Linked DNA regions of Homo sapiens: region 2 is linked to region 1. The links are chromatin loops, found by intact Hi-C in ENCODE. Cell type or tissue: gastrocnemius medialis. All regions are shown on one strand. Links, peaks and the distances in the headings refer to the core of each region. The heading gives the core; the rest is flanking DNA.

What was found. A loop is a pair of places that touch in the nucleus more often than their neighbours do. Peaks named below come from ENCODE experiments on the same cell type or tissue, not always from the same donor. Only the 100,000 strongest peaks of a DNase experiment are listed, where the experiment ranks them.
Region 2: a loop joins it to region 1, with 19 times the contacts of the local background. A loop is called at or near these places in 80 of 110 quality-filtered maps.

Annotation. Positions count from the first base shown.
Region 1 is chr2:121,353,462-121,358,461 of GRCh38, reverse strand. The region is part of intron 38 of CLASP1 (cytoplasmic linker associated protein 1); the gene reads left to right. Among named protein-coding and RNA genes, the nearest start is that of TFCP2L1, 71 kb to the right of the region's middle. In gastrocnemius medialis, for the core only: a CTCF peak has its summit at 2,204 (motif pointing right); no DNase peak of the experiment used is centred there; H3K27ac peaks cover 3,762 bases.
Region 2 is chr2:121,091,856-121,098,311 of GRCh38, reverse strand. No RefSeq gene overlaps it. Among named protein-coding and RNA genes, the nearest start is that of TFCP2L1, 190 kb to the left of the region's middle. In gastrocnemius medialis, for the core only: a CTCF peak has its summit at 2,868 (motif pointing left); a DNase peak (open chromatin) is centred at 2,861.

The DNA of each region.
Region 1 (5,000 bases), core at 1-5,000:
TTAGGTGCCTCTCAGGGCAGCAGTCATTTGTATCAATGGGCACTGGGAAATAATATACTGCATGAACTCTGGAGAAATGCCTTTACCCCTCTGTACTTTGGTTTTTCCTTATCTCTTACCCTATCAAGTGGACTAGGTGATTATCTGTGTTTCATCCAGCCTCAAGATAATACAGGTTGCTGTTGAGTAGCAAACCAAAATCCTCAAATTCTAAATTTTCAGTTTTCCCTAGGCCCAACCTTGGGATATGACCAGAAGCCCCATTTCCTTTGTAGGTTTTTGCTTTTTAATAAAAAGACAAAACCCCAAAACCTGTTTAGCTTCATTGAGAGATTCCAAGTTACTGAGCCAGCAGTCATACTAACAGCACAAACTCCAATAAATGTTTGATGATTGATGGGTAGTGGTGTACTGTAGTCTTCAAGGTCCTTACGGTTTAGTTGAGGTTAAAGCAGAGTCGTGTGGTTCAAAGTGAAATACACCAGGAGTTTAGGAGTGGGCTAGAATAGTCAAGGAAGAGTTCCTTAGGGAGTTAGAACCTGAGATGGGCTGAAAAGGAGCACATAGGGAGAGAACTTTAGCTAGGAGCCAAGGCCATGTGGCCAAGGGAGGGGGCATGGGCTTGGAAGACACTCCTGGGTTGAACCCTGCTGAGCCAAGATGGCAGGAGACTTACCATTTTGTGAGCCCTCATATTCTCTGTGTCGAGTGGAGAAACATAGCCCACCTCACAGGCTTGTAAAGTGCCAGGCACAGTGTCTATTTCTGAGTGGCAGCTGTGGTGGCGGCTGCTCCTGCTGTTATTCATAGGTAGGGGAGTAGTTCTGCCTCGCTGATGAACTGACTCTCAAGGAGCCAGATGTGACACCTGCCCTTTAGTTCTTGTAGCTTCAGAAAGAGCCATAACTTAATGTCAAAACCTTTGAGTTTGGGGTTTGAAGGCCTGGGTTCACATGCTGCTTTTGCCAGCTCGGGGGCTGTGATTGTGGACAAGTCATAGACACTCTGGATATCTAAAGCACTTGTATGCTGGGTGGGAGGTGGGGGGCAGGTGTTTTATACCCTGCGCTGAGAGGCTAGCATTAAAGTCAAGTGAGGTAAGGTGGTTGACATTGTTGAAAATTGAAGATAGTATCCTTTTTATACTCTTCCATTGAAGAAAGTAGACTGATTTTGAATAGAATTGTTGTCAAGTTTTTAAAATTCTACATAAAGCAGATATAACTGCATTTCTCTAAATACACCGAAGAAGCTATTAAATGCAATTGAGTAAACTCTAAAACACCAGTCAAAAATACGACTTGTATTTTTTGACTACTGCTTTGTTTGGAATCCGTCTATATTTGTGCTGGGGTAGCCGGTACATTGTCAGCGTTAGGCTAGGAAATGCCATGGGTTTTTAGAGATGGATACCGGAATTAGAATGCCAAAGAGAAGCCTTAAACGTGCTGCCCAGCTTCCCATCTGATGCTGAGCACCTCCTGAGAGGCCAGCCCAGCCTCTGCAGCATCTCCAGGACAGCAGGACACACCACCTCCTGGGCTCCCAGCCCCTCTTTCCACTCCTTCTCATCATTTGTCCCTGTTGGCCCTAGTTCTACCCCTTAGAGTAGAACAGAATAAATCTCCCACCTAAGAACCTGACCACATTTGAAGATATCCATTGTGTTGCCCTGAATCTCCTTTTCCAGGCAAGGATGTGATGACTGTCTTGTTAGAGGTCATTTCATACAGACACTACTTCTCAAGATCTTCAAAGCTTCCTGGAATTTTGTGCATGCACATTTTTCAGGGGAAAAGACTCATCAGGTAGAGTTGGATGATAAGATTTTATAATCTGAAATACTTTTAAAATAATTGATTCAGATTCTCCCTTTCGTTTTACTGATGAGGAAAACCGAGGCATAGAAAGTGAAGAAATTTACCCCAAGCTCGCTTGGCTAGTTGATGCCAGAACCAGAGCCAAAACTCAGGTCTCCAGACTTATAGCCTGGAACTTTTCTTCTCCCCTCCCTCTGGTACTGAGCCTAGCTAAGTGAGGACTCTCGTCCCAGGTTCAGGGCCATGCTGGCACTCCGTTGTAAATCCCAGGACCATGTCAGTGCCAATCTGGGGCATTGGTCGTTTTTCCCCAGTCTACTGGTGGATACTTAAACTCAGGGTCAATCCAATTTTTTAAGGTCTTTCTGGCCTTTCCCAGAAGGTGGCGCTAAACTCTTCCTTAGCTTCCACACGATTGAGTAGCTAAGCTCAAGACGCTGCTATGAAGAGTTCTTTGATTCCAGCCACTGTTGTTCCTGGACCTTTGCTTTTTTTTTTTGACTCAACCAGTTATTCTGGTGTGTCTGTGACAGAGCCAGATCAAACCTTGTGAACCTAAAAAACATGCAATCCAAATTTTGAAAACTTTGTGCTAAAAGAAACCTTTAAGCAAACATTCACCAGTATTCTGAGTAATGATCCAATTTTAAAAAGCTAGATGTGAAAATTACGCTTTTCTTAGCTAGACACTATTACTTCACTGACTTTGAAAGGTGAAGGAGTGCTGTGTTTCTAATGAGACTGTAGCAGAATTGGAATAGTTTTTGATGACTTCAAGGCAGATTATAACCCAGAAGTCTTTTTGATCCTGTCCTCTTTGAATAGTCCCTCACCCCTTTCTAAATCCTTGCCACTTCTGGCCACCTTGTGTACTAAGTGGTGTTGTCTTCCTTTGTTTCTGCTGCCCATGTTGACTTTTGCTCTCTGTTTGCTTACATTTATAATCTTTGCTTCTTATGTTACATAGAACACAGGGGCAAAACCTGAAGTTCACCCTGATTCAGGCAGCTTGCCAAAGCCAGGGGTTTGGCATATAGAGGGAAGTTGAGAACACCTACCTCCCTTGCCAAAACCAGCGTCTGTCTTGGGAAACTTTCTCTAACCCCAGTGAAAAAGAGGGCCTCAAACTACCCATCTTAATGTGCAGCTTCTGACATTTTATTTTCAGACATTTTAGAACCAAAGCCCTCATCCACATTAGATACATTTGATCATCCGGGCGTGGTGGCTCACACCGGTAATCCCAACACTTTGGGAGGCCGAGGTGGGCAGATCACTTGAGGTCAGGAGTTTGAGACCAGCCTGGCCAACTTGGTGAAACCCTGTCTCTACTAAAAATACAAAAAAATTAGCTAGGCGTGGTGGTGTGCGCCTGTAGTCCCAGCTACTCGGAGGCTGAGGCAGGAGAATCGCTTGAACCCACCAAGATGGCGCCACTGCACTCCAGCCTGGGCAACAGAGCAAGACTCTGTCTCAAAATAAAATAAAATAATAGATACATTTCACCAAATGCTTCATGCAGGCCACATCCAGAATTCCTGGATTTTTGTAAGATGAAGGGCTCCTTGGGTTTGGGTTTCAGCTCAGCAGATCTGAAACAGCCTTTTTTCCCAGCAGCTCTCTGTAGGATAATTCACTTTAACCTGAAGGGCAATAGAGTGCAGGAGATGGGGAGGAGAGAAGGAAAACCACGAGTTCTCACCACGAACCCGGCAATCAGTTACCTGGCCTCACTAATCCTCGTTGCAACCCCGAAGAGCACCAGGAGGCCTTAGCTTGCTCCTGTCAAGCCTGGAAAGCAATGCTGCTGACTCTTGAATCCTGTCTCCAGAGCCGTGTTCTTTCCACCCACTGAGCTGCTTCCCACCTCCCAGGGGACCTCAGATATTGACTCCTGTGCATCAGTGCTTTCTAATTTTGATACGCTACAGAATCCGGTGTTTTCTGACCTTTTGTTTCTTTCTCCAGGTTTTGAAAACAGAGGCCTAAAAGTTCCTTAGCTTTCAGGCTGGTGTGTTATGATACTTGGGCAGTAATTTCTTGCACTAGAAAGCCAGCAGTTTCTGAGCATGGTTTCATTGCTAGGCCAGATTAGATAAGAGAGGGACTGTCTCCTTCCACTTTTCACCATCCACTCAGCTGTGTGTAACTCAGCCACATAGGTACACAGCCACGTGCTTGGCTTTCCCAAACACACACAGACTCTGAGACCTGCACAAATGGAGGAGGAAGAAAAGCGCCCCGTCTGAGGTAACCCATTACCTGACAGAGCTCTTCCAAGAAACATGCCGGTCCTCCTCAGACAATTGGTGACTGGAAAAACCTGAGCTGAAGTCTCTTTTCCAAAGAACTAGTCTGTTGCTTTTCCAGTGTGTCACCTGGAATGGGACTCTCTGGGCCTGGTACAGTAGATTTTTCTACAGCCCAAGTTGATCATTTGTAGATAACCTGCCATGCTCCTAGTTTTCTGTGCTAGCTCCTTAGGAAAAATGTAAATCCAAGTCAATGTGGCATGCTCCAGATGTGACTTTGTGAGTCATGAGCATTAAAAATATGTACGCTGGCCTGGGTGTAGTGGTTCATGCTTGTAATCCCAGCATTTTGGGAGGCTGAGGTGGGCAGATCATTTGAAACCAGTTTGGGTAACATAGCGAGACCCCATCTCACATACTGAGACCCCTACAAAAAACTTAAAATATTATGTGTGCCTGTAATCCCACCTACTTGGGAGGCTAAGGTAGGAGGATCGCTTGAGCCCAGGAGATCGAGGCTGCAGTGAGCCATGATCACACCATCGCACTCCAGCCTGGGCAACAGAGCAAGACCCTATCTGTGTGTGTGTGTGTGTGCGTGCATGTGCACACGCACACTATGGGGAAATTAGTTCAACAGCTATTTATTGAGCACCTGGCGTATACTGGACATTGTGCCAGTCATGGGAATAGAAAGATAGCTAAGATGGGATCTTGCCTTCAAGGAACTTTTAGTCTAGTGGGAGGGACAATTTCAGCAAAATATTTACCTGCAGTGATAAAATAAAGCATACACATGGTGAGGCTTCCTGGGAGTTGTGTTGCAGTAAGTCCTCAGGATGACTTGGCCAGGGGCATAGAGATGTGGCTGGGCAGGGTGTGGGCAGGGAGAGGAAGCACCACACAGGCAGGAAGGAGCTAGGCCTTG
Region 2 (6,456 bases), core at 685-5,684, 260 kb after region 1:
GAGTTTCCGGTTGTTGATTTGACACATCACCACCAACTCACTAGCTTTAAACCACACACATTTATTATCGTACAGTTCTTTGGGTCAGAAGTCTGAATGGGATGAAATCAAGGTGTTACTGGAAAAAGGGGTCTCCATCCAGACCCCAAGAGAGGGTTCCTGGATTTTGTGCAGGAAAGGAATTCAAGGTGAGTGGAAAAGTGCAGGGAAAGAAGCAAGTTTATTAGAAACTGCTCCATTACAAAGTAGAGTGCCCTCAGGAAGCAAGCAGAGGCACGCACCATCTTTGCTTTAAGTTTTTCTTATATAGGGATCTTGTCTCTGTAAAGACTAAACCAAAGCTGTGCCTAACTGCCAGTGGGCTGACAGCATGACGTTTATTACTCTACTGATTTAAAGGAAGCTATCCTTGACATGTTCCTACATCAGCACATGAGAGCATAATTATAATTATTTTGAAAACCTATACTGTTAAGGGTATTGGGACATCTGGACTTTCTGTTGTTGGAGGAGTGTGTCCTTACAGGCATTACCAAACTGCTTCCTTAAATGTAAACATCTTAGGACCATGGGTAGTGGCTGGCAAGGAATGTGCCTTGCTAGTTTTAACATGGAGTTGATTTTATTTATATGTATTTATTTTTGAGACAGGGTCTCACTCTGTCGCCCCAACTGGAGAGCAGTGGCGCAATCTCGGCTCACTGCAACCTCCATCTCCCAGGCTCAAGCGATTTTCCCGCCTCAGCCTCCAGAGTAGCTGGGATTACAGGCGCACGCCACCACCACCCGACTAATTTTTGTACTTTTAGTAGGGAGGGAGTTTCACCATGTTGACCAGGCTGGTCTTGAACTCCTGACCTCAAATGATCCACCCACCCCAGCCTCCCAAAGTGCTGGGATTACAGGCGTGAGCCACTGCACCCAGCCAAGATGGAGTTGATTTTAAAATGGTGGCACTCTGGCTCTCCTATGCTTCTGCTTCCCTAACAAAGGTGTTGGCAGAGCTGGTTCCTCCTGAAGGCTCTGGGGGACAATGCATTTCCTTGGCTCTGGCTGTGCCGGCTTCTAGGGGGCAAGAAAGGCCATATCCCTTGGCTCACAGCTCCTTCCTCCATCTTCAAATCCAGCAGCGTGATGTCCTCAACTCCTTCTCTGACCCTCCTGCCTCCCTCTTATAAGGACTCTTGTGATTAGATTGGGCCCACTTGAACAATCCAGGATAACCCCCCCATCCCCAGGTCCTTAATCTAATCACACCTGCAAAGTCCCTTTTGCCCTGCAAAGTAACATATGCCAGGACCTAGGGATTCTGACAGGGATAGCTTTGGGGGCCATTATTCTTCCTACCACAATCACCCTGTGGGTTAGGAAAAAAGGCCTCAGGCAAGCAACCTGACCATAGGGCCCATCAGAGTCCTTGGAGCTTGGCAAGCTTGGTCTCTCAGGTCGTGGGAAGAGGCAGGGAGAGAGCGTGCCCGTTCAGGCAGGGGCTGTGGGACTGAGACTGGCTCGTTGTCCACCAAGACCTACCTCCTTCCTTCCTGGGCTGGCTCTGAGTCTCCATTGGCAGCCTCTGGTTAGGTTATGTGGAAATAAAATCCTCACGGCTCTAGGCTCCCTCTCTTCCTTCATCTTCTAGGTGGACATGGCCCCAAACTGACCTAAGTGTAAGAGTCATGTAGGGTGCTTGCCAGACACTGGTTCCCAGCTCTCCCCTGGAATGAGAATGTGAATGTTAACAAGCGCCCAGAGATCCCCGTGAGCTGAGAGTTTGGCAGACACTGCGGTAGATCACAGTGTTGCCGCATCATTCCTTGCAGCAGGGTGGGCATGGGGAATCCATAGGAAGGCAATGTGGGGGAGCACGTCCCTCACCCCTGCGATGGAGTCAGAGGGTTGCATGTGCAGTCCGTGGGCTTGGCCTCTGTGGGCTTCCTGAATCGATGGAGTCCCATTCCTGCAGAAATAGAAAGTGTCTGCTTGCCTGTATCTGATGGAAGTATCTTCTTTGAGCAGCTCACTTTTCTCCCTCGCCCAAGAGGGTTACCTGGGCCAGATGAAGGCAAGGGAAGGGGCATTGAGTCAGGGCGCTGTTGCGTGTGTTGGTACAGAGCCAGGCTACCCATTGCCCTGCAGCACCCTGGAAGCATTAACAAGCCCCCCAAATAGGAAGGGATGAGAGGACTTCAAATAGGATGGGAGGACTCTGGAATGGGATGCATGCAGCCTTGCCCCTCTGAATTTCAAGCTCACCTCTGCAGAGTACAGTGGCTGGGGATCAGCCCCCCGGGAGTGCTCACAGCCATTCAACAGGTCTGAGAAGCAAGGCTTAGAGAGTGAAGGGCTCTGTCACCCGGCCTCAGACTGGTTCCCCAGGCTGAGCTGGACCCACGCCACCTCTCCACTCAATGAGCATGCCACTGTGCCCAGACAGAGCTCAGGGGCTACACCTGCACTCCAGGGTCTCTGACACATGAAGCTGTCTGCCCCCTCCAGCCCCCGCATCGAGCATTGACCTTCACGGGGGGCAGCCCCAGGAAGGTTAGGGACACTTCCAGACGTCTCATTTCATCCTCAAATGTCCCCTCACCCTTAGTCAGGCAGGACAAGCCTTGAAGGTGCCCCATCTTCCAGGCAGCCCTCCCAGTCCAGCAGCCTGGCTTCTGGGGCCACCACCAGGGTCGGACTTACAAAGGCTTGGGCAGTGCATCCCACATCCCACTGTCCCTGCTGTCTGCAGCCTGCCTCTCCACACTGAGCACTGAGGCTACCAGAAAAAGAAGCCATTTGAACTCCAGGAGCTCCTGGGAAATCCAGCAGAGATGCGCATTTTCGTCCGTGCACTGCCGCCTGCTGGCCAGCAGGTGTTGAATTGTGGAGAGGCTGGAGGGAGGACGGACGGTCGAGGCTGTGGAAGGTTCACCTTCCAGCTCCGCCTCTCCTACGCTCGGGACTAGGGCCCAGTCCCTGGGGGTGTGACTGACCTACCACATTTCCCCTCTGCTCCTCCTGTCAAATCCATCTCGCATGCTGTGACTTTGTTTTTGAAAAGACTGTTAAAATAACTCACATGGAGGTGTTGTGACTGATGATGACTTTAATTTTATCCTTTACCCAGCCCCTCTGAGAAAAAAACAATTTGGAATCTAATTAGGATGATGTTTACCTCCAGATAAATGACTCTGTAATTGTGGAGTTTCAGGCTGTGCACTGAAACTGTGTTTTGGACAGGCAGGGCTCTTCCTAAGCATCCCGGGATCTCTGACTTGCCCTGAGTATAGAGGTGAGTCAGTGGGGCACATATCGTACCTGTCACCGCAGGATGTCATAACAGAATAGAATATTAGAGTTGGCAGTGGCCTTAGAGATCCAGCTATTGCACAGATGAATCCAAGAGGGGGAAAGGCTTTGCCCACAGGGAACAAACTGGAAACAGAATCTCTTCCCAAAAGGCTTAGGGTGAGGAAAATTCCTGGCTGATGGACGTTCTGAGAATTTTTTTTTTTTTTTTAGACGGAGTCTTGCTCTGTCGCCCAGGCTGGAGTGCAGTGGTGCGATCTCGGCTCACTGCAACCTCTACCTCCCGGGTTCAAGCGATTCTCCTGTCTCAGCCTCCTGAGTAGCTGAGATTATAGGCACGCGCCACCACCCCCTGCTTATTTTTGTATTTTTAGTAGAGACGGGGTTTCACCATGTTGGTCAGGCTTGTCTCAAACTCCTGACCTCGTGATCCGCCCAACTTGGCCTCTGAAAGTGCTGAGATTACAGGTGTGAGCCACTGTGCCTGGCCCATTCTGAGAATTTTAAGGGGAAGCATGATATTGAAATCCCAGAGAACAGCCTTGTGCCCCCCACCCCAACCCCATTATCCCCTATTCCCTCTCAAGGATACGGGCTGGGCAGAGGGAGGCATCATTTGGGCAGAGGGAGCACTCTTGCCTCCTCCAGCTCAGTGTCTGTTCTTCCATCCATATCTGCCTGCGGGACATGATCCAGCTCACGGCTCTTCTCCAGAAGGGCAGGAGAGGAATTCTGACTCATTTCCCATCTCTTTATCTTTCTGAGCTACATTTATGGATGATTCTCTCAACTTTTTTTTTTCAATTTATGAATTCCTTTGCAAATGTGCCTAATCTGATGTTTATGCCATTTTTTACTTTAAAAAAGTTTAATAATTATATATTTCATTTTGAGATGTATTTGGTGTCAAATCTGTTAGGTCATCTTGGATACTTTTATGTTCCCTGCATGTGTGTTTAATTTCCCCTTTTACTCCCATAAACATTGAAAACATGACTTTGAATCCTGTTCCTGATAATCCCATAATGTGACATCTTTGGTGGTCTAATTCTGACATCTGCTGCTCCTGCTGACACTTGCTCATGATGGATTGTTTCTCTTGTGCAGGCTCAATTTTTATGGTGAACTCATGTTTTGCAGATCTCAGTCTGTGGGAATCCTGACAGGCCTAGGCTGAGGGTTAGTCCTCTGGAGAGATCTGTCAGGAGGCCTGGAGTGCTTGTTTCCATCTTGGAAACATATTAAAATATTTCTCAGCTTGGATATTCTTCAGGGAGTGTAAATCCAGACCCGAAATCCACGTGAGGATGGCCTTTACATTTTCAGGGGGAAGGAAGAGTGAAATATCTCTCTTCTTTTTCCTCTTCCTTCTCTTCCCCCTTCTCCTCCTCCTCCTCCTTCTCTCTTTCTCTTTTTTTAACCCAAAGCTGAAGCCAGGATAGACACACTTTCTTGTTAGCTTCTTTTTCTATGTCACCTTTTTACCAAGAGTTAGCTCTTCAAGGATTCTAGCTTTTCCAAGAGTCTAAGTCCTGACACTCCATCTTGCCTGCATGGGCCCAGGGCCCTGCCTTCTCTCTTTTGTATGGCTGTTAAAACCAGTGACTATAGGTTTCAGATATTTCCAGGTGCTTCTAGGGCAGCCCACAGCATCAGGGGTCATTTCTCATTCTGGTTTCAGCCTCTTCTTCGGTTTTGGCCTTTGTGAGTTTCCTTACTTTCTTATACAATCAGGTAGTCATTTAAAAGATGTTTGTTTAGTTTCAATCAACAGGTCTAGGTATTTGTAGTGGAGTTTATTTTTTCCCCAGAACATCTAGCCTAGAAGTGGAAGTCCTAATTTTATATTTAAATATTCAGATGTTTGCCACATGTGAAGAGTTTAACCAACTGTGAAGTTGGAGGGAACACAGCCCACACAGAAAACCGTGCTCACTTCCAACACCAATTACAAGTTTTAGGGGTTCCCAAGACCACCTCTTCTGATACCAATTGCAAAGTTGGAAAGACTAGTTCCCCCAACCACTCTCAGTTTTGATAACTTGCTAGAAAGACTCACAGAGCTAACTGGAAGCTGTTAGACTCATCCTTTTTTTTTTTTTTTTTGAGATGGAGTCTCGCTCTGTCACCCAGGCTAGAGTGCAGTGGTGCGATCTCGGCTCACTGTAACCTCTCTGCCTCCTGGGTTCAAGTGATTCTTCTGCCTCAGCCTCCCAAGTAGCTGGGACTACAGGTGCATGCCACCACACCCAGCTAATTTTTGTATTTTTAGTAGAGACAGGGTTTCACCATATTGGCCAGGCTGGTCTCGAACTCCTGACCTCACGATCCACCCACCTCAGCTTCCCAAAGTGCTGGGATTACAGGTGTGAGCCGCCACACCCAGCAAGACTCATCTTATACTTCTGGGTGCAGATGAGCATCAGCCAAGGGAGGATGCCCACAGGGGGTGTCTGGGGACTACCCCATGCACAGCTGCTGTGGTCCTCCCTGTTGGGTCAGCCTCCTGTTCCCAGCATCCATGTGTAGCAGAACATAGGAGTGCTGGCAACCAGGGAGGCTCACATGAGCCTCAGTGTCCAGAGTTTTTCTTGGGCCTCATTGAGTAAGCATGGCAGATGGTGCACAGGCTGGTCTCCATCTCTAGCCTGCAGCCCCTCTGGGAGTGACTCAAAGCCACCACCTTACATTGTTGGACTTTCCGGTTTGACCAGTCCCTACCCGCAATCACATTGTTAGCTATTCAATGTGACCCACAGCAAACAAAGACACTCCTATCAGGCCTGATAGTCTTAGAGCTTAGGGATTCCCTCCCACAAGCTGAAAGCAAAAGCCAGACCTCTTTTTGGACAAGGTGAAATTATTTACTACATATCACAGGAGTTTTTTTGCTTTTTTTATTTGGTTGGCTTTTGTTTTGCTTTGTTTTGAGACAGAGTCTCTGTCACCAGGCTGGAGTGCAGTGGCTCACTACAGCCTTGACCTCCCTGGGCTTAATGGATCCTCTCACCTCAGCCTCCCTAGCAGCTGGGACTACAGGCGCACCACCATGCCCAGCTGATTTTTGCATTTTTGGTAGAGACGTGGTTTCGCCGTGTTGTCCAGGCTGGTCTCAAACTCCTAGGCTCAAGTGATCCACCTGTCTCAGCCTCCCAA